2 separate regions of the Homo sapiens genome follow, and region 2 is linked to region 1. The links are chromatin loops, found by intact Hi-C in ENCODE. Cell type or tissue: endothelial cell of umbilical vein. All regions are shown on one strand. Each heading gives the region's core, and the rest is flanking DNA. Links, peaks and the distances in the headings are about the cores only.

What was found. Hi-C counts contacts between places; a loop is a spot of excess contacts. Peaks named below come from ENCODE experiments on the same cell type or tissue, not always from the same donor. Only the 100,000 strongest peaks of a DNase experiment are listed, where the experiment ranks them.
Region 2: a loop joins it to region 1, with 15 times the contacts of the local background. A loop is called at or near these places in 5 of 110 quality-filtered maps.

What each region holds. Positions count from the first base shown.
Region 1 is chr17:80,924,431-80,933,864 of GRCh38, reverse strand. RPTOR (regulatory associated protein of MTOR complex 1) reads right to left here. Exons shown (of 34, transcript NM_020761.3): 24 at 8,385-8,495. Among named protein-coding and RNA genes, the nearest start is that of CHMP6, 63 kb to the left of the region's middle. In endothelial cell of umbilical vein, for the core only: a CTCF peak has its summit at 5,741; a DNase peak (open chromatin) is centred at 5,824; H3K27ac peaks cover 1,516 bases.
Region 2 is chr17:80,862,630-80,872,176 of GRCh38, reverse strand. All of the region lies in intron 13 of RPTOR (regulatory associated protein of MTOR complex 1), which reads right to left. Among named protein-coding and RNA genes, the nearest start is that of CHMP6, 120 kb to the left of the region's middle. In endothelial cell of umbilical vein, for the core only: a CTCF peak has its summit at 5,780 (motif pointing left); a DNase peak (open chromatin) is centred at 5,796.

The DNA.
Region 1 (9,434 bases), core at 1,389-9,388:
TCCAAGGAATTTGTCTATCTCGCCTAAATTGTAGAGTTTATAGGCATAAAGCAGTGACGGAAGGTATATTTCTGGGCTCTCAATTCAAATCCATTGACCTATATGTCTGCTCTTAAGCCAATGCCATGGTATCTTAATTAGTGCAGCTATGTAGTAAGTTTTGAAATCAGGAAGCGTGAGTTGTTCAGTATGTTTGTCTCTTACATTTTTCTTTTGTTATTCTGGGTCCCTTATATTGCCATACAAATTTTAGTATCAGCTTGTCAATTTTTGCAAAAAAGGCTGCCAGGGATGGTGCTGAATCTGTAGAGCTATTTGGGGAGTTCTGCCAACTTAATGTTAGTCTTCTGACCTATGAATGTGTGATTTCTTTCCCTTTATTTAAGTCTTCTTTAGTATCATTCAATAATGTTTCAGTACAAGTCTTACATTTCTTTTACTAGGTTTATTCTTAAGCATTTTATTATTTTTGCTATGATTATAAATGAAAGTGTTTTCTTGATTGCATTTTTAGGGTTTTCATTACTAGTGTAGGGGATTCTGATACAAATGGTTACTGGATATTGAGCTTGTGGGTACAATACTGCTGCATTGGTTTTTAAGTTCTGATACTCTATTAAAATGGATTTTGAATGATTTTCAATATTCAGGATCATGTCATCTGTGAACAGAGATGGCTTTATTCTTCTTTCCAATATGATATGTTTTATTTCTTTTGCTCGCCTAACTTCCCTGGCTATAATTTCCAGTTCAGTGTTGAAGACAAGTGGCAAGAGAGGATATGTTTGTCTTGTTACCTTCTTTTGGGAAAGATATTTTTGTGTGTACAGAATTCTAGGTTGACAGTTTCTTTCAGCACTTTAAAGATATTACTGGACTATCTCTGTCTTACACAGTTTCTAATGAGAAGTCTGTGGTGATTCTTGTCCTTGTTCCCCTGTAAGTAATGTGTCCTTTTGCTCCAGAGGTCTTCAAGGTTTTCTCTTTATCTTTGGTTTGTGGTGGCTTAGATATGTGTCCAGCTGTGTGTGTATATGTGTGTGTGCACGTGCATGTGTGTGTCTGTATATACCATGATTTGGGATCTTTGCTGGATCTGTGGTTAGATGTTGGACTGCTTTGTACTGTCCTGAAGCTCTCAGATGATCTGCAATCCTGTTTGTTTTTTTCCCACTCTTTGTAGTCTTTGTGCTTCATTTTGGGTACTTTCTATAGACCTGTCTTTAAATTCACTGATTTTTTTCCTTGGCTATTTGAGGTCACAGATAGGCCTCTGGGGGGCATTCACTTGACTCTTTCTTAGTGTCCAACTCTCTGCTGAAATCCCTCATCTGTTCATGTTTGTTGTCTACCTTTGCTGTCAATGCCTTTAGGTCATATTAATCTTGGTTATTTCCACTCCATCTCTGATAGTTCCAACATCTGGGTTGCCCTTGGGTCTTTCTCTGCTTTGTCTCTTGATGGCAGGCGTGTTTGTCTTATATTTTTGGGGGCATCTCATACTTTTCCTTTGTTCTTTTTAGTAGACATGAGGTCTTGCTGCGTTGCCAAGGCTAGTCTTGAACTCCTGGGCTCAAGTGATCCTCTTGTCTTGGCCTTCCAAAGTGCTGGGATAACAGGTGTGAGCCACCATGCCCAGCCTCTCCTAATTTCTGAATGAATTCCAGACTTCATGTGTAGAACAGCAGAGACTAAGGTGTATATATATATATATATATGCATGCCTGGAAATGGGTGTGCCTCTATTACTAGACTGTTAAAGAGTTCAGTCAATCTAGCGAGGCACTGAAATGGGCTTGGGTTTTACTGTTGCCATGGTGACACTCAGCATGTGGCCAGCTTCGGATTCCTCTCACACTACCTCATGCTTCAAGCAGGGCCTGGGTTTCGGGAGGGTTTTTGCCAGGGTTCCCACCCCACCCTCCCTTGGTTTTTGGCTTTCCTCGTGTGTCTGCACCTTGGGGGGCTTCTCTCTCTATGCTCCTGTGCCCCTGCTACAGCTCGACTGCTGTGCCTGCTGCCTGGAGCCTGCTAGCCTGTTGGAAGGGTCCGAAGGGCTCTCTGTTGCTCTAGCCCAGACTCTGACTGAGGCAGGGCCTGTGTCTCTGGGTCTCAGGGTGGAACCTTCTCAGTGACTCTGTCCTGCTCCCTGCAGTGTGCCACACGTGGCAGGTCCTCGCCCTGCTGGAGATGGAAGGTTTTCTTTTGCAGTTCTTCTGTGGCAGTGGGTCTTCGCCTGTGCTCTGGGGGCGACAGGGTTTGCTGTCTTTCATCAGGAGCTGCAGGTTATGTTCTGTGGGGAGCAGCACAGGAGAGCCTGCTGCGGGCCCACACCTCTGAGGGGCTCTTCTCGTGTCCCACCTCAATCTTCTGGGTGAGGGCCCAGTGGACGTCCATGGCCTGTGCAGCCTGTGGCTCCCAAAGGTTTGAGATTCTCCATTGGTCCAGGTTTAGCCTTGCGCAAACCACTGCCAATTTCAGGTGAGCATTTCTCCCTGCTGGCCCCTTCTGCTCTGCTGCAGGGAACTGGTGCTCATGGTCCGGCTCTCCTTGGAGGCACCTCTTCCCTTCCCTGCTGGGCAACTCACTTCCCCTGCCACCTCAGCTCTCTGATGAGTTCAGGAAAAGTCAGAATTTTATAGCTTTTCTGCCCTTTTCTTATTTCCAAGGTGGGAGTGGTGCTCTTTCCAGCTGTCTGCAGGCGGAGGTGGAACCAGGCTGCGGCTTTTACCAGAGCAATATTTCCCATACGCTTGAGGCCGAAGGAACTGCCCACAGGACCCTCTGCACGTGCAGCCAAGCAAAACCAGGATGAAACTCTCTAAGAATGCACGGTTAGAATAACCACGTATTTAATTTAAACAACACTGAATAATCACAGTGTTCTCTAAAACAAGCCTGTCTGACTTGGCTGATAAACCTGACCCCTGACTGTTTAACACTCAGCAGTAATTTACCAGACAGGCGCTGGCACTACAGCCAAGTGTGGAGAAAGGTGAGCAGAATGGCACTGCACGGTCCCTGCCCCAGCTGTGGGAGGAAGCTGTCCTGCTGCCTCGGAGACTGCGAGCACCAGAGTCCAGCTGGTGGTGGCTGAGTGGAAACAAAGTCAGAGAAGCTACGTCTCCCACTTCCACCCACCAAGTGTGTTCTTCACGCAGCTTCCATCCAAAACCAACGACTTATTCTATTCTGGTCTTCCTGGAGGGGAATCGACCTATCCATTTGCTTTCCTTCTGAACTTTCCAGGAAAGAACAGGAAGCACCCATTTTAGAAGCTGCAGCTGGGGTGGAGCCAGCTGTCCTCCTGAGGCGGGTGAAGCCCACAGCAGACTGAAGTGGATAAGCTGAAGATGAGCTGAGGATGAGCTGGGGATGAGCTGGGGATGAGCTGGGGATGAGCTGGGGATGAGCTGAGGATGAGCTGGGGATGAGGATGAGCTGAGGATGAGCTGGGGATGAGCTGAGAATGAGCTGAGCTGAGCTGGGGATGAGCTGAGGATGAGCTGGGGATGAGCTGAGGATGAGCTGAGGATGAGCTGAGCTGAGCTGGGGATGAGCTGAAGATGAGCTAAGGATGAGCAGGGGATGAGCTGAGGATGAGCTGGGGATGAGCTGAGCTGAGGATGAGCTGGGGATGAGCTGAGGATGAGCTGGGGATGAGCTGGGCATGAGCTGGGGATGAGCTGGGCATGAGCTGGGGATGAGCTGAGCTGGGGATGAGCTGAGGAGCAGCTGGGGATGAGTTGAGGATGAGCTGGGGATGAGTTGAGGATGCGCTGGGGATGAGCTGGGGATGAGGATGAGCTGAACTGAACTGAGGATGAGCTGGGGATGAGCCAGGGATGAGCTGAGGATGAGCCGAGGATGAGCCAAGGATGAACTGAGCTGAGGGTGGCACGAGGGGACTTCTCAGGCTCTGCCTGCTGCAGGTTTATATAAAGAATGTCACACAGAGTGTCATTCTCAGAGGAGAAAAACAAAACAAAACAGAAAAAGTCATTTTTGTGGGAGAATCTATGACAGGATGCTCAATGTTCACTGCATAGTGAGAAAAGCGGGACCGGAAGCCATGCAGGCAGGGCAACCCCAGTGCTGGGAGGGAACCCTGCGTGGGGACTATGGCCATCTCAAGTCGCTCCTTCACTGCCTGAGTTTCTAATGGTGCACTGAAACCCCAGCTGCACAGCCGCAGATCTGATGACGGGCAGTGCAGCTTCCGCATCCACCCTAGAGGAGCAGATGCTCTCAGGGCAAAACAAGATCCCCATGCTCTGCGGAGCCGCCAAACGGAAATCCCCACTGTAGCTTTAAGGGCTGTGTGAAATAAACTGGGTTCTGCGTGTGATGCCTCCCAACAGCGTATCGACTCTTAAAGCTTTTTATAATTAAAAATGGTATTTTAGTCTGTTTTAAATTGCAAAACTAATAACTGTTCTTTCTAAAAAATTCAAATCATCCAGAAGTAAATGATGAAAAAAAGAACAGTCCCCTTGCCTGGCTCCAACTCCACCTTCTAGAAGTCACTGTGTGGCCAGCCTGCTGTGTAACTGGCCAAGCCTCCTCCCGTGCTTGTTCCAGTCTACAGAAGCACAGAGCTCGTGCAAGCATTTTGTACAATTTGATTATTTTACCTTTTGGATCAAGGACATCCAACCAAGTCCTCATAGAAAGATACAACTTAAAGAATTTTAATGGTTGTATAGTATTCTAACCCATGGATCCATCATTTTAAATTAACTCTCCTACTAAGTGATTCTTTTCAACTTTTTCCCATTACAAATCATGTTATCATGAACATCTCCGGGCAGAACCCTTTCATGGACATGTATATTAGTGGTTTTTAAGAATATATGCCTCCTAGCAGGATTGCTGGCTTTGCAGGTATACCCTTTTCTAATCCTGACAGTTACTGCTTAATTGCCCTAAGCAAAGGGAGTACTGGACCCACCCACCAACAGTGTCTGAGAGTTCACATGCCCCTACAGCCTTGTAGGGATTGATTCTCTGGATAGAATCAATTTTTGAAACCTTCCAACTGAGAGAAGAAAAAAGTTGTATGACTTTTGTAATCAGAACACAATTCAATACATCTTTTTCTTTCTTAAGCACACGGCAGACCATTTTTAATATTCTTTTGTGGTTTCTAATGTAGACACGAGCTCCGTAAACCAACATGGGAAGAAAGGAGGTTGCTTCACCAATCAAAGGTGAGCCGCAGACAGAACACGGCTCTTTCTAGTCATACGGACCTGTACGAAATCTGACGGTGAACTAATAAAAACGTTAGCAGACGCTGTCCTTACCACGGTGTCCTTGGATGCTCATCCTGCTAATCGCTAGTTGCATGTCAGTGTAAACTGGTCATTATTTTGTGACCTGGTAACTGTTTTAGTTTCTTATATACCTTGAAGCAGTTTCGGGTTTGCAGTTCTTCTGTTCTTTTTTAGGTTCAATCCTAGCCTTAGAGCTATTTTTAGTTTACATGTGAAGCAGGCTAATAACAAGAAGTTCCTAATGCAGCTCGTTACACAAATGTCATTAGATGATGAATTAAATCAGTAAAAGAATACCTTTATGAATACCACCTAGAAAAAGTAGGAAAACAATTTTTTTTTTAAACAAGAGAAAACACGTCCTGCTTCCTCTTCTGAAGTTTGGAAAAGGTCTCTAATGTTAAAGACACTCCTAAGACTGCAGTTGCTATCAGGAGTTACAGACGACGCCGACCACAACACGGCGCTCTTTTCCATCATGACACCCAGAGCCTGTTGTTTCAACGACAACCAAGTGAGCATTTGTTTTCAAATACTTGGCAGGGGCAGAGGAAGACAATCATTTACTCATTCAGCAACCGTTTCCTGATCAACCTCCTGTGTGATGGCAGCTCCTACATGGATCCCCTTGGACTAATCTCCTCTGCAGTGTCCACACAGCAGGACCTGCTGGCAGGGCCAGACCACAAGGCTGACACCCTCCAGCTCCTCCGTGCGGGCGGGAATTCTCAGATGTGCAAATGGAGGAGATGAGGGCAGGCGGAGGAGGGGCTGCTAATCTGAAGAAAGGGAGAGGAGACGCTGGCTTGGGGCTTGCACACACCGGAACAAATAGACACACACACACAGACACACAGAAACACACAGACACACACACGAGATACACATACACACATACAGAGATACACACACACATCACACAGACAGACACAGGGATACACACACACACATAGAGACAGACAGACAGACAGACAGACAGACACACACACGGCCTTCCACATGCCTCTGGGGAACTTCCTCCTGCAATCAGCTGCTGTGTACTTAAAAATGCTTAGGAAAGGAAAGCAAATCCTTTGGGGAAAAGTCAAATTCATTTTTAAGTTTAAGAGCAATGAGTTTTGGATTATCTATGCCATTCCTCTTTCATCATAGGATAGATGACTGAGAATAGGCATTTTTCAAGGACTTCAAGAAAAGCCTCTCGTTATCACACCAAGAAATTACCAACATGTACAGCCACTGCCATCCCAGCAAGAGCGAAGACCAGACCATGTGGGTTTCTTAGTCGCCTGACCTTGTCTGCCTTAAGCACGAGACCGCATCAAGGACACCAAGCTTGTTAACATTAGACTAAATTCCATTGACTTTTCAACAGACTGGGCCGCAGTTCTAGAGGACGGCCTGGCACCCCTGGCACAGTGTCCAGCCACCTCCCAGCTCTGGCTCACTCAGAGTTTGGGTGGCTCCTGCTTCCTGCATCCAATTCCAGGATTTGTGTATGCTTTCCTTTCCTAACCAGAAGCCTCCTAGTGATGGGAAGGGGCACTTCCCTCTGTCTGCAGGGGCCGCCACCCTCATGCCACCCGCAGGTAAGCAGCGGTGAGCCCAGCAGGTGGGCCTGGTGAGGGGCTTCTGACTAGGACTGAATCCACCAGCCTCAATGATCTCCTGGGGTTTGTTTCTTTGATTCTTTTCCCCCGACTCTAAAGGTGCTTCGTGCTTAGTGTAGAAACTGCAGAAGAGGCACAAAAGAAGCCCAATTCAGTGCAGTCGTGGGTGGCGCCATTTGCGAATCTCTAGTTAGGAGCGGGCTCTGCTGGTCTCCGTCGTATGCACATCTGTGTCTGTATGAGAAGCACGGCTGTGATTGTTCTGTAAATCTGGCTTCTTGGTCTGCATTTTGCATTTTTTCTTTTTAAGGAATGTTGTCATGAGCGCTTCCTTAGGACACTATTTTTAATGTTTAACTTTTCAGTAGCTCCAATAATATCTCATCAAATATTTCATAACTTTTTAACTATTCACCCTCTGTGGACATTTAAGTGAATCTCAATTTTCGTTCTTAGAAACAACACGGAAGTCATCTACATCTCTGATTATTTTCTCAAGACAGTATTTTAGCAGATTCATGACTGGGTCAAAGGGAACGGCTATTTAAGGCGTTTGATGCTTCCCGGCAAGACGCTTTCTAGAACAGCCAGGCCACTGTCCACCCAGGTTCATGTGAGAAGAGGGAGGCGAACTCCTCTCTCTTTGCAGTAAAGGGGCTCCGTAGTTCAAGCTTCATGGCTTGCCTGCCTCAGGGGCTGCCTGATGGTTCTGTTTTTATGAACAGAAATCAGCATTCACTATGAAGACAGGACCACAGGGACTGAGCTGTCATGGGGTCCAAATACCATTCACAGAGATGACTAAGACGCAAGCTTGATATACAATCGAGAATAAGCTGAGAGTTTCAGCTTTCAATTATATATGAGGGAAGAGGCAGGTTTGCTCAGAATGCACTTTAGATTTATAGAAAATCTCCACGAGTCCCTGCTGGGCCCTGGCAGAGAGATGAGCACTGGGACTGTGCTGACAAAGCAGCTCCCGCCCCATTCCTCGAAGAGGCCGAGAGCCGCCGCCCTGCCCCAGCCTGCAGGAACACAGCCACTGCGTCCACAGCACACGGCGCTTGTTAGGGCTGTGTCAGGGTTGAGCCTCAGAGATGGTCTTGTGGTGTAACCCCAAATGCGCTAGGATTGGCTGCAGCAGGCTGCGTCTAACAGTCCCCAGACCTCGGAGCCACGCAAGCGTGGCCTTGGGATGGGCCTCGAGTGATCCTCACCATTAGGGAGTGGGAAGGCCTGTGGTGACCCTGTCAGTTAAGGCAAAGTGACACCTGTCACACTGGGAAGCTCCAGCGAGGCAGGTTTTCTCTTTTCGTTTGGCGACAGGAAGGTAAGTGAAGTTTGTTTCTTCTGCGGTTCTACCTCAACCGTGACCATCACTACCACGACCACAATGGGACGCTCCCACAGCCACAAGCCTTGAGCGTTTATGCTCAAAGAAGTGGGACAGACACATGTTCGCTAGGACTCTACTCTGAACCCCACACCCCGGGCGCACCTTCATGACGGGCTGGGCAAAATAGCGGGCGCTCCAGTCGCAGAACCCCGTCTGCACCGTGGCGGAGATGAAACTTTTGTGTCCAGCAGCATCGTCCGCGTCGTCCGCAGTCTTCAGGGTTTAAGCAGGAGGGTTGGAAGGAAAAAGAAACACCAGTCAGTCATGCCACTCCTGAGCTCAAAAGAGCTGCAGCTGGGGACAAAGGCGCTGCCGGGAGCACCGGGCTGCCCCTAAGGACGGCACTTCTGTGCTCTGCTCACTTCCGTATCCTGGTGACCAAGAACCCCTGAACGTCTGGCCAGGGATTGAGGGGCCCGGGCTGTGAAGTGTGAGCCACGTCGGTCCCACCATCCCCAGGGCCGACCCAGCACAGCTCCCAAGTCAATTCTAACTGACTGTTCAGACAATGCCACGTGCGTCCATGTGTGCTGGTTTATCAACCCCCAAAAAGCCTCTGCCGCTTGGTTCCAGGACAGCTCCTGTGATGGCCCCGTGACACCAGACTGAGAGCGGGGACTCCCATGTGAAGTGGCCTGGACGGAGCGCACAGCTTTGCAGGCCGGCTGGAGCTCCCAGCTACTGGAGAAAGAGGATGTGGAGCTGAGGAGGACTGAGCTTTGGGTGTTTCCTGTTGTGGAACCTGTGGCGGCCAGGGCTGTCAGAGTCTGTGTGTGCTTGTGGAGTGAGGCTGGGCACCAGGGGTCTCCTGTGCCACGCCATGTGGCCTGCTGGCGTCTCTCACGCTGTGTCTTGGCACAGGGAGCTCCCCATGATCTCAGGGCAGGTGCAGTGAGAGGTGCATCCCCCCCACCCCGGGGGGTCGGGTGGGTGAGCTGCACGTGCCGGTAGCATTGCTCCCCAGGGCCTGGCCAGGAGGCTGACCCTGCACTTGGGGCTCGGTGGTGATTCTCGCTCCTCCTCTGCCGAGACACGGAAAGTCCAGGTGGGCTGGGGCTGAGCAGCACCTGTGGGGACCTGTCCGCTCTTGCCGTGACAGCTCTTCTACCCCAACATGGCCGTTCCTGCTCCAGGGCATCCTGCAAGGCGGCC
Region 2 (9,547 bases), core at 866-8,865, 61 kb after region 1:
GTCCCCTCAACAGCCCCTCCTCGCTGATGACAGCTTCTGTGGAAGACGCCAGCTTCACAAACGTGCTCCCTAGCAATGCAATCTTGTTGATTTTCTGCATATCACAACCTCTAGTTTGGAAATTCCATGGACCATCAAGGCAATTAAACTATGTTAGATGAGCAGGGGGAACGCTAGGTGACATTTTTGCCGTTCCTGGGACTCACCCAACTGTGGGCACAGGCGCGTTCCTGACTACTCCTGAAGGGTCCCTAACTGGCAAAGCTCCCTGCAGAAAGGGTAAAACTGTTTCCACCTCATCCACTGACAGTCAGCTGGAAGATGGTACTGCAGGAAGGTTAGCTCAAGAAGGGGCAAACTGAAAGAAGGAATACTAAAAAATCCCAGAAATGCAAAACAAAATGTAATAAAATAAAACAACTCCAAGACTAAGCCTTATACAGTAAGCCTATATAAATAACAAGAGGAAATTAAAAGAACTATATTTAGACCCTAAAAAGATAATGAAACTGCAGGAAGGAATAAGTTAACCACAGACATAAAGCAGTTTAGGCAACAAAAGCCTAGCACATCCAAGCGACTTCCTTCCAAAGAGCAGCCCATTCCGGAAGGGGCGGCAGCAGCGGCTTCACCCGGGGGACGCCTGACCTCAGCCGGGTCTGCTCCACCTCAGCCAGGGACCCAGGCCAGCGCCACCAGGGATCTGCCATTCCAACAGCATGCACCCTCATTATGACGGGACCAGAAGGGCACTCCCCTCTGTGGTCTTCCTCTCCAAATCCCAATCTAATCAGGACAAAAACATTGGGCATGGCCGGGAGCGGTGGCTCACGCAGTCAGGAGATCGAGACCATCCTGACTAACATGGTGAAACTGCGTCTCTACTAAACAAAATACAAAAAAATTAGCCGGGCGTGGTGGCGGGCGCCTATAATCCCAGCTACTCGGGAGGCTGAGGCAGGAGAATGGCGTGAACACAGGAGGCAGAGGTTGCAGTGAGCCGAGATCGCGCCACTGCACTCCAGACTGGGTGACAGAGTGAGACTCCGTCTCAAACGAAAAAAAAATTGGGCAAATCAAAACAGAGGGCCAGTCTACAAAATCCCTGACCAGTACCCCTGAAAGCTGTCAAGGTCATCAAAAACAAGGAGAGTCTGGGAAACTGTCACGGCCAAGAGAAGCCCAAGAAGACACGAGGACTCAATGTCATGTGGGATCCTGGGACAGAAAAAGGACATTAGCAAGAAAATCTGATGAGAGTATCAACTGCAGTTAATAACTGATCAACATAAGTTCATTGACTGTTGTGTCAAACATGTTGTACTAATAGAAGATGTCAACAGGGAAAATTGGGTGTAGGGTACATGAGAACTCTATTTACTACCTTTTCCAGTTTTCTGTAAATCTAAAACTGTTCTAAAAAAATAAAATTTGTTAAGATAGAAACTATAGGAACAAGAGTTCGGGACACAAGTAAAATGTTTGCTCAGGTCCTAACTAGACTAGCCCCCACCAGGGCACTGCCTTCTGCTGTGGGACCAGCAGGGTCACACGCTCTAGATGGCACTCTCTTGCCCCCTTGGTGAGACTGAGTCATCGCTGGATGACAGAGAAAGCTAACCTTGCACATTTTTTGAATTGAGTTTTGCGTGTACGTGTGTGAGGAAGGGGGAGTGGGGAAAAGTGGAGAAGCAGGAAGAGGAGAGGCTATCAACGCCAGCATACACGAACTGTGGTGAAACGACTTTGCAGAGAAAACAGTAGAGAATTTGAGCACGGGTAGGAGAACCAGCACAGACGTGGGGGCTGCAGAAACAAAATTCTATGACTCTCTCATCTGCCTTTTCTTCATAGTGCGGGTTCCTTCCGGGGACCACAGCAGCCTGTTCCCAGTGGGAAGCCTCTTTGAATTTCCAAATCTGGATTTACTTCATGAATACCATCACAGAGCATCTTTCCAGATCCACTGACATTACGCTCTTGGAGTTCCCTGGTGGTACCATAACCACAACTTTATTAACTATAACTCAGAAGGTCAGTCTGGACTGAGTATTAATTTTATCTATGAAAAACCCTCAATTAACTGGAACCTTGCCTACGGGAGTCCTTAATTAACTCTCCCCCTCCTTAATCTTGCTAATTAGCAGATACACAAATGCTAACAGCAGGCTTGAGGAACTTATTAAAACAACCACTACCACCATCCTTGCAAAGTGTGACCAGCGGAAGACAGCTGTGGCCACATCTCCTGGACTTTCTCATCATGAAGTTCTGCTGCTCTTGAGCTCTGGTCCCATCACATGACCCTAAGGACAATTTCAAAAAATACTCTGCCATGTTTGCTTTCTGCCCCCTGATCCCCTGTGTTTTTCTGCACTGTGTGAAAGTTGCAGATAGCATGACGCTTTGCCCAGAAATATTCCTAAGGAAAAGGACATTTGCTTCCATGAGCACAAAGCCATGATCACACTCCAGACACGTGACAGCGACACAGTCCTCCCTCCTGACACGCAGTCTGGAGTCAAACTCCTCCCAATCCTGCTGCCTGACACGCAGTCCAGAGTCAAATTCCTCCCAATTGTTCACAACTGTCCTCTGTGAGCCTCTGATTTTTGATCCAGGATCCAACTAGGAACTGCACTTAGCTGATACACATTAGTCTTGAGAATAAATCCCCCCACATTTTTGGGGGTGTTTCTTGAATTAAAAATCTAGAAGGGGGGCCAGGTGTAGTGGCTCACGCCTGTAATCCCAGCACTTTAGAGGCTGAGGCACGCAGATCACTTGAGGTCGGGAGATTGAGACCAGCCTGGCCAACATGGGAAACCTCGTCCACTGAAAACATAAAAATTAGCCAGGCATGGTGGCAGGCGTCTGTAGTCCTAGCTACTCGGGAGGCGGAGGCAGGAGAATCGCTTGAACCCGGGAGGCGGAGGTTGCAGTGAACCAAGATCGCCCCACTGCGCTCCAGCCTGGGCGACAGAGTGAGGCTCTATCTCAGAAAAAATAAAAAAACAAAATAAAATCTAGAAGGGAACAGTACAGTTCTTTGTAGACTGTCCCACAATGAGAAGTTTTTTAGCCGCTTCATTGATGTATAAGCGACATATAAATTTGAAGTACGGAATTTGAAGATTTTGGACGTACGTCTACACCTGTGAAGCTACCGCCACAGTCTAGGTGGGGTCTGGCCCCTCAGACATTTTCTTCTGCCCCTGTGCCCCCACCCTCACCTGCCCCCAGCAGCAGCTCATCTTCTTTCTGTGACTGTAGTTTGCATTTTCTAGAGTTTTAAATGAATGGCACCATACAGCAGGTACCCTTCTTTAAACTGGCTTCTTTCACTCAATCTAACTATTTTGAGATCAGTTCATGCCTTTTCATTGTTGAGTACGATTTCATCGCATGGAAAGATTGCAGTTTGCTTATTCATCCGCTTGTTAATGTATATTTAGGCTATTCCCAGTTTTTGGCCATTATAAATAAAGCTGCTAGGAACATTCATGTACAAGCCTTTGTGTGGACATGCTTCCATTTCTCTTGGGGAATACCTAGGAAAGGAATGGCTGGATTGTATGCTGAGTGTGTGCTAATCTTTATAAGAAACTGTGAAATAAGTTTGCAAAGTGGTAGTGCACACTTTGCACTGCCCTCAGCAGCATACGAGGGTTCCAGTTCCTCCACGGCCTTGCCGACACTTGATAACAGCAGCTTCTTAGGCATCTACTTGGTGTGCAGTGGTATATGACTGTGGGTGCAGTTTGCATTTCTGGCATCTACTTGGTGTGCAGTGGTATAAGACTGTGGGTGCAGTTTGCATTTCTCTGGTGACTAATGATATTCAGCATTGTTTCATGTGCTGATTTGCCATTTGTACTTCTTTGGTGAAGTGTCTGCTCAAACCTTTTGCCCAATTTTCTTTGTCTGCTTGTGTTTGTTTTCATATTGATTTTTGAGAGTTCTTTCTATACTCTTGCCACAAGTTTTTAACAGAAAAACGATTTGTCAATATTTTCCCAGTCTGTGTCTTGCCTTTTCATTTTCTCCATGTCATCATAGGGCAGGTGTTTATATGTATGGGTCTATTCCCTGACTTTCTTCCTGTTCCATTATCTGTTTGTCCATTTGAAGCTATTTCCGATCTTGAGTACTGTGGATTTACAGTCACTCTTGTAATCAGGTAGTATTAGTCCTTCAACTGTGTTTTTCTTTTTCAAAGTTGTTTTGCCTGCTGTAGGTCCTTTGTATTTCCATGTGGATCTCAGAAGCAGAAATCAAGATAACGGACGATCTCTTCATTTATTTAGGTCTTCCTTCATTTCTTTTCACAATGGTTTGTAGTTTTGGTGTACAGATCTTGCCCACCTTTTGTCAGAATGTATCCCTAAGTATTTCTTTTTTTTTAGTGGTATTGTAAATGTTCTCTATTTTAATTTCAACTTCGAATTGTTGATTGCTAGTGTATATACATAAATTGATTTTTGTATATTGATCTTATAACCTGCAAACTTACTAAATTTTTTCTAGTAGCACTTTAAAATAGATTAAACTGGATTCTCCACATAGACAATCATGCTGTCTGAAAATACAGTTAAACCTCTTCCTTTTGAACTTGAATGCCTTTTTTTCCTTGACTCACTGTACTACCTAGAACTTCCAGTACAATGTCAAGGGATGTGACAAGAACAGATGGCTTCATCTTGCATTCAGTCTTTCACCACTGTATGGTGTTGGCTGTAAGTTTGTGGAGATGCTGTTTGTCAGGTAGACGAAGTTCCCTTCTATTAGGAGTCTGCAGGGAGTTTTTTTTTTTTAAATCAGAAGTGGATCTCAGATTTTGTTAAAATACTTTGCCTGCATCTCTTGAGATGGTAATATGGTTTTCATCTTTTTTTAATATGGTAAATTACATGGACTTTTCTCTCTTTAAAAATAATTCTTTAATAATCTGAAGAGGCATCCATTGATTTTTCAATCCTTAAACAGGTTTGCATCCCTGAAATAAATCCCACTAGATCATGTTTTGTTTTTAAATAGCATTGAATTTAATTTGCAAAAATTCTATTTAGCATTTTTGTACCTGTGTTCAAGAGAATACTTATCTGTAGTTTTCTTTTCTTGTAACGTGTGTCTAACCTTTGGTATCAGGTAATGCTGGCCTCATAGAACAATATGGGAAGGTGCTTAGATGTCATCCAAATACGTCTTCCTTAATGTTCAGTAAAATTCACTGGCGAAGTCATCTGGACCTGCAGTTTTCTTTGTAGTAAAAGTTTTCACTACAAATTCCACTTGTAGTGACAGGCACAGTGACTCAGGCTTTAATCCCAGCACTTTGGGAGGCCAAGGTGGAAGCATCGCTGGAGCCCAGAAGTTCAAAACTAGCCTGGGCAATGTGGTGAGACCCAGTCTCTAAAAAAAAAAGAAGCATAGTGCTATTCAGATTAATGATGTCTTCCTCAGTGAGTGGTATGTGTCATTCAAGGAATCAAAGTTATCAAATGTTCTCCCATCAAGTTGCTCATGATATTTGCCTATCATCCTTTTAATATCCCTAGAATCTTTCATGATGTCACCTCTATCATTCCTGATGCTGGAATTTGTGTCTTCTTTGTTTCCTTATCAGTCAGGGTGGTGTTTCACAGTTTTATTCATGTGTTTTTTAAAAAAATGTTTTGTTCAACAGATTTTGATGTTTCACTGTCTTCTTTCGTATTAGTCTCCAGTCTGATTTGTATCATTTCCTTTGGCCGACAGCTTTGGGTTTACTCCACTCACGCTGCCCTCTTCAGGTGGAAGCCGGGATCTCCGGTTGGAGACCGTCCCTCTTTTCCAATGCATTGTCTAGCAGCTGCTACACACTCCCCTCTCAGCACTGTTCAGAGCTGGGTCCACGTATACTCAACCTATTTATTTTATATCTTAATATACATGTTTATATAATGTATTTATTTAATGCAAGTATTTATAATTATATGTACATTATATTATATATTATATATACATACTTATAGTAATAAATATTTTATATAAATCTTTGTTATTCACGACTTATAATATCTATGTATCTTAATATTACATATTTATATTCTATTTTGCATTAAGCACATATATATTAATTTACTTAAAATTTTATGGAATGAAATGAAAATCATTTATTTATCTAAAAGTTTCTGTTTCTAAGTGCTTAGAGACATTCCTACTATCTATTATTGATTTGAGTTTGACTCCACTGTGGCTGTAGAACACGCCTGTAAGGCTTCAGTTCTTTACATTTGTTGAGGTTTATTTGGCCAAGGGTCGGGCCTATCGTGGCACAGCCTCTGTGCACTGCATGGCTGCTGTGTGGCGTGTTCTATAAACGTCAGGGCCCAGCTGCTGGAGAGTGCTGCTCAAGTCCCCACTATTCCTACTGATTTCTCTTCTGCTTGTTCCGTCAGTTACTGAGAAAGGAGCACTGAAACCTCCAAATGTAATTACGGATTTATCTACTTCTCCTCGCAGTTCCATCAGTTTTGTTGGATGTATTTTGAAACTCTATTATTAGGTGAATAGACATTTAGGACTGCGACGTTCTCTTGATGAATGATGAATGGACTTCCGTAGCATTATGAAATGTCTATCTTTATTGTTAGCAACGTTCTCTGCTCCCAAACCTCCTCTGTCTGATATTAACATAGGCCCTGCAGCCTTCCTCTGCTTAGTGCCTGCATGGCAGAGCTCTTCCCGTCCTTTTGCCTTCAATCTACTCGTGTCTTTATGCCAAAAGTACATTGCTTGTAGCCATGGTATGGTTTTTTCTTGCTCTTCAACCTGGTGGCCTCTGCCTTCTCATTGTGGCGTTCAGTCTCCACACTGCAGTGACGGGCAGGATTAGGTGTCCATCTATCATCCTGCCTTTTTCTATTTGTTACATCTACTCTTGGTTATCTTTTTCCTTCCGTGTTGTCTATATTTATGACTTCATATCATCTCTGTTGTCAGCTAATTAACTGTAATTCTTTTTAAAATTTGAGTGGCAGCTTTAGGGTTTATGGACTACTGCAGTTCATCTTCAGGCAGGTGATATGAGACCACTTCAAACAAAGTCCAAGAATCTTACAATAGTATTTCTTCATTCTCTCTCCTCCCCATCTTTTTGTTACTGTTAGCATGCATTTTGCTCTTACAAATGTTATACATTCTGTGGGGTGCCGTGGCTTGTGCCCGTGATCCCGGCTACTCGGGAGGCTGAGGCAGGAGGATGGCTTGAGCCAGGGAGTGTGAGCTTACAGTGAGCGGTGATCAGGCCTGGGCAACAGAATGAGACCTTGTCTCGTAAGGAAAAAAAATTAAGAGTGCAAAAGGCTTATTGAAAAAAATTCATAGTACACTGTTATTATTTTTCTTAAAACAATTATCTTTTAAAGAAGATTTAAATAAAAAGAAAAAAATCCCATATTTATCCACATAGTACTCATTTCTGCTGCTTTGAATTCCTTTGTGTAGAACCGTGTTTCCCTCTGAAGAGTATTCTCCTCAAGGCTAAAGGACTTCACGTTTCTTGTAGTGTGGATCTGCCGGGGATAAGCTTTCATCTTTTGTATGTCTTTAAAAGTCTTTATTTTGCCTCCATTTGGAAATATATTTTCAGTGGGTATAGAATTCTAGGTTGACAGTTTTTTCTCTTTCTCTGTCTCTCTCTCTGCTTTAAAGATGCTGTTCCGCTGTCTGCCTTTTCCATCTGTAGGAAATCTGTGAGAAACCTGCCATCACGCTCACCTTTTCCATCTGTAGGAAATCTGTGAGAAGAAACTTGCCATCATTCTCACCTTTTCCATCTGTAGGAAATCTGTAAGAAGAAACCTGCCGTCACTCTCACCTTTTCCATCTGTAGGAAATCTGTAAGAAGAAACCTGCCGTCATTCTCACCTTTGCTCCTTACTGGCTTTTTACTGGCTGCCTTTAGACTTTTGAATTTCTCACTGTTTTTCAAGTAATTTGATTGCGATATGCCTTCGTGTAGTTTTCTTGTGCTTGGGGTTTGCTAAGCTTTGTGGATCTGTGGGTTTATAATTGTCATCAAATTCAAAAAAATGTTAGCTATTGTTTCTTCAAATACTTTTTCTGCTAGCCTCCTTTATGGACCCCCAAATAGTACGTTATGTCACTTGCCGTTGTCCCGCAATGGAATAATATTCTTTTAATTAAATTTTTTTTTCTTTTCTTACCATGCTTCATTTTTGTTAGTTTCTATTGCTATTTTCTTTCTTTCTTTGAGGCAGGGCCTCACTCTGTTCCCTAGGCTGGAGTGCCATGGCACAATCACGGCTCTTTGCAGCCTCGACCTCCCGGGCTCAAGCGATTCTCCCGCCTCAGCCTTCTGAATGGCTGGGACTACAGGCACGCGCCAACATGCATGGCTGAGTTTTGTATTTTTTCATGTGGAGTCGAGGTTTCACCATGTTGCTCAGGCTGGTATTGAAATCCTGGTTACTCAAGTGATCTGTCTGCCTCAGCCTCCAAAAGTGCTGAGATTACAGACGTGAGCCCCGTGCCTAACCGTGTACTGTTTTCTCCTGCAATGCTTAACTGGTTGTTAATCCCATCAAGTATATTTCTTCCCATCACATATTGCAGTTTTCATCTCTAGAAATTCAAGTTGGGTTCTTTTTATATTCTCCGTGTCTCAATTTAACTTTTTGAATATGTAGAGTAGACTTCTAACTTTTTAATGTCCTGGCCTGCTAATGATAACACCTGCAGCAGTTCTGAGCAGGTTTTAATGGGTTGATTTCCTTTTCTTCATTACGGGTCATATTTTCCTGATTCTATCTGCCTGGTAATTTCTGGCTGGTAGTGTGAAGTGGAGTGTAACCTGGCATGGGGAGTGATGCTGGGGGAGGCCCTCTGGGATCAGAGTCCTGGGAGAATCCTGGACAGACGGCTTTCTTCATGTGCCCCCCTTGGTGCTCCTTGTCCTGTGCGGTACCATCTGTGTCAGATCAGTGTCACCACTGTGCCCTGCTCTGTCTCATGTAAACGGCACACACTTCTCCCCGGTGGCACATGGTGTTCTTCCGTCTTTTCTTCCGCCCGAGCCCACCTTCTTTAAGGCCTCCCCATGAATCCCTCAGAGCTTCTGGCACAATGGGACACACGGTGTGCCCCAAAGGTGCTTGGGAAATGAGGGGAGGTCCCAGGCTCGCCCTTCCGCTGGGCCCAGCCTGAGTGGGCTCCGATCCTTCTCAAACTCTTAAGTGTGTCCTGAGGGCCGGCTGGCGGCAGCAGGGGGATGCTGAGAACACTGGGGGAGTGGCTGGCTTCTGTCTGCACCTCTGAACCTCTGAGCAGGCTCTGCGATCTTCACAGGTGGACCCGTCTGTACACCATGTGCACCCCGATCTGCACAATGGCAAGCCCCAGGAGTCACAGGGACGGCTGAGGGCTGCAGGAGGCACTCATCATGTGGGGGCGGAGCCCCGGAGGACCACCAGCAACACGAGGAGGGGGCGGAGCAGACATCATGGTGGGCGGAGCCCCGGAGGACCACCAGCAACACGAGGAG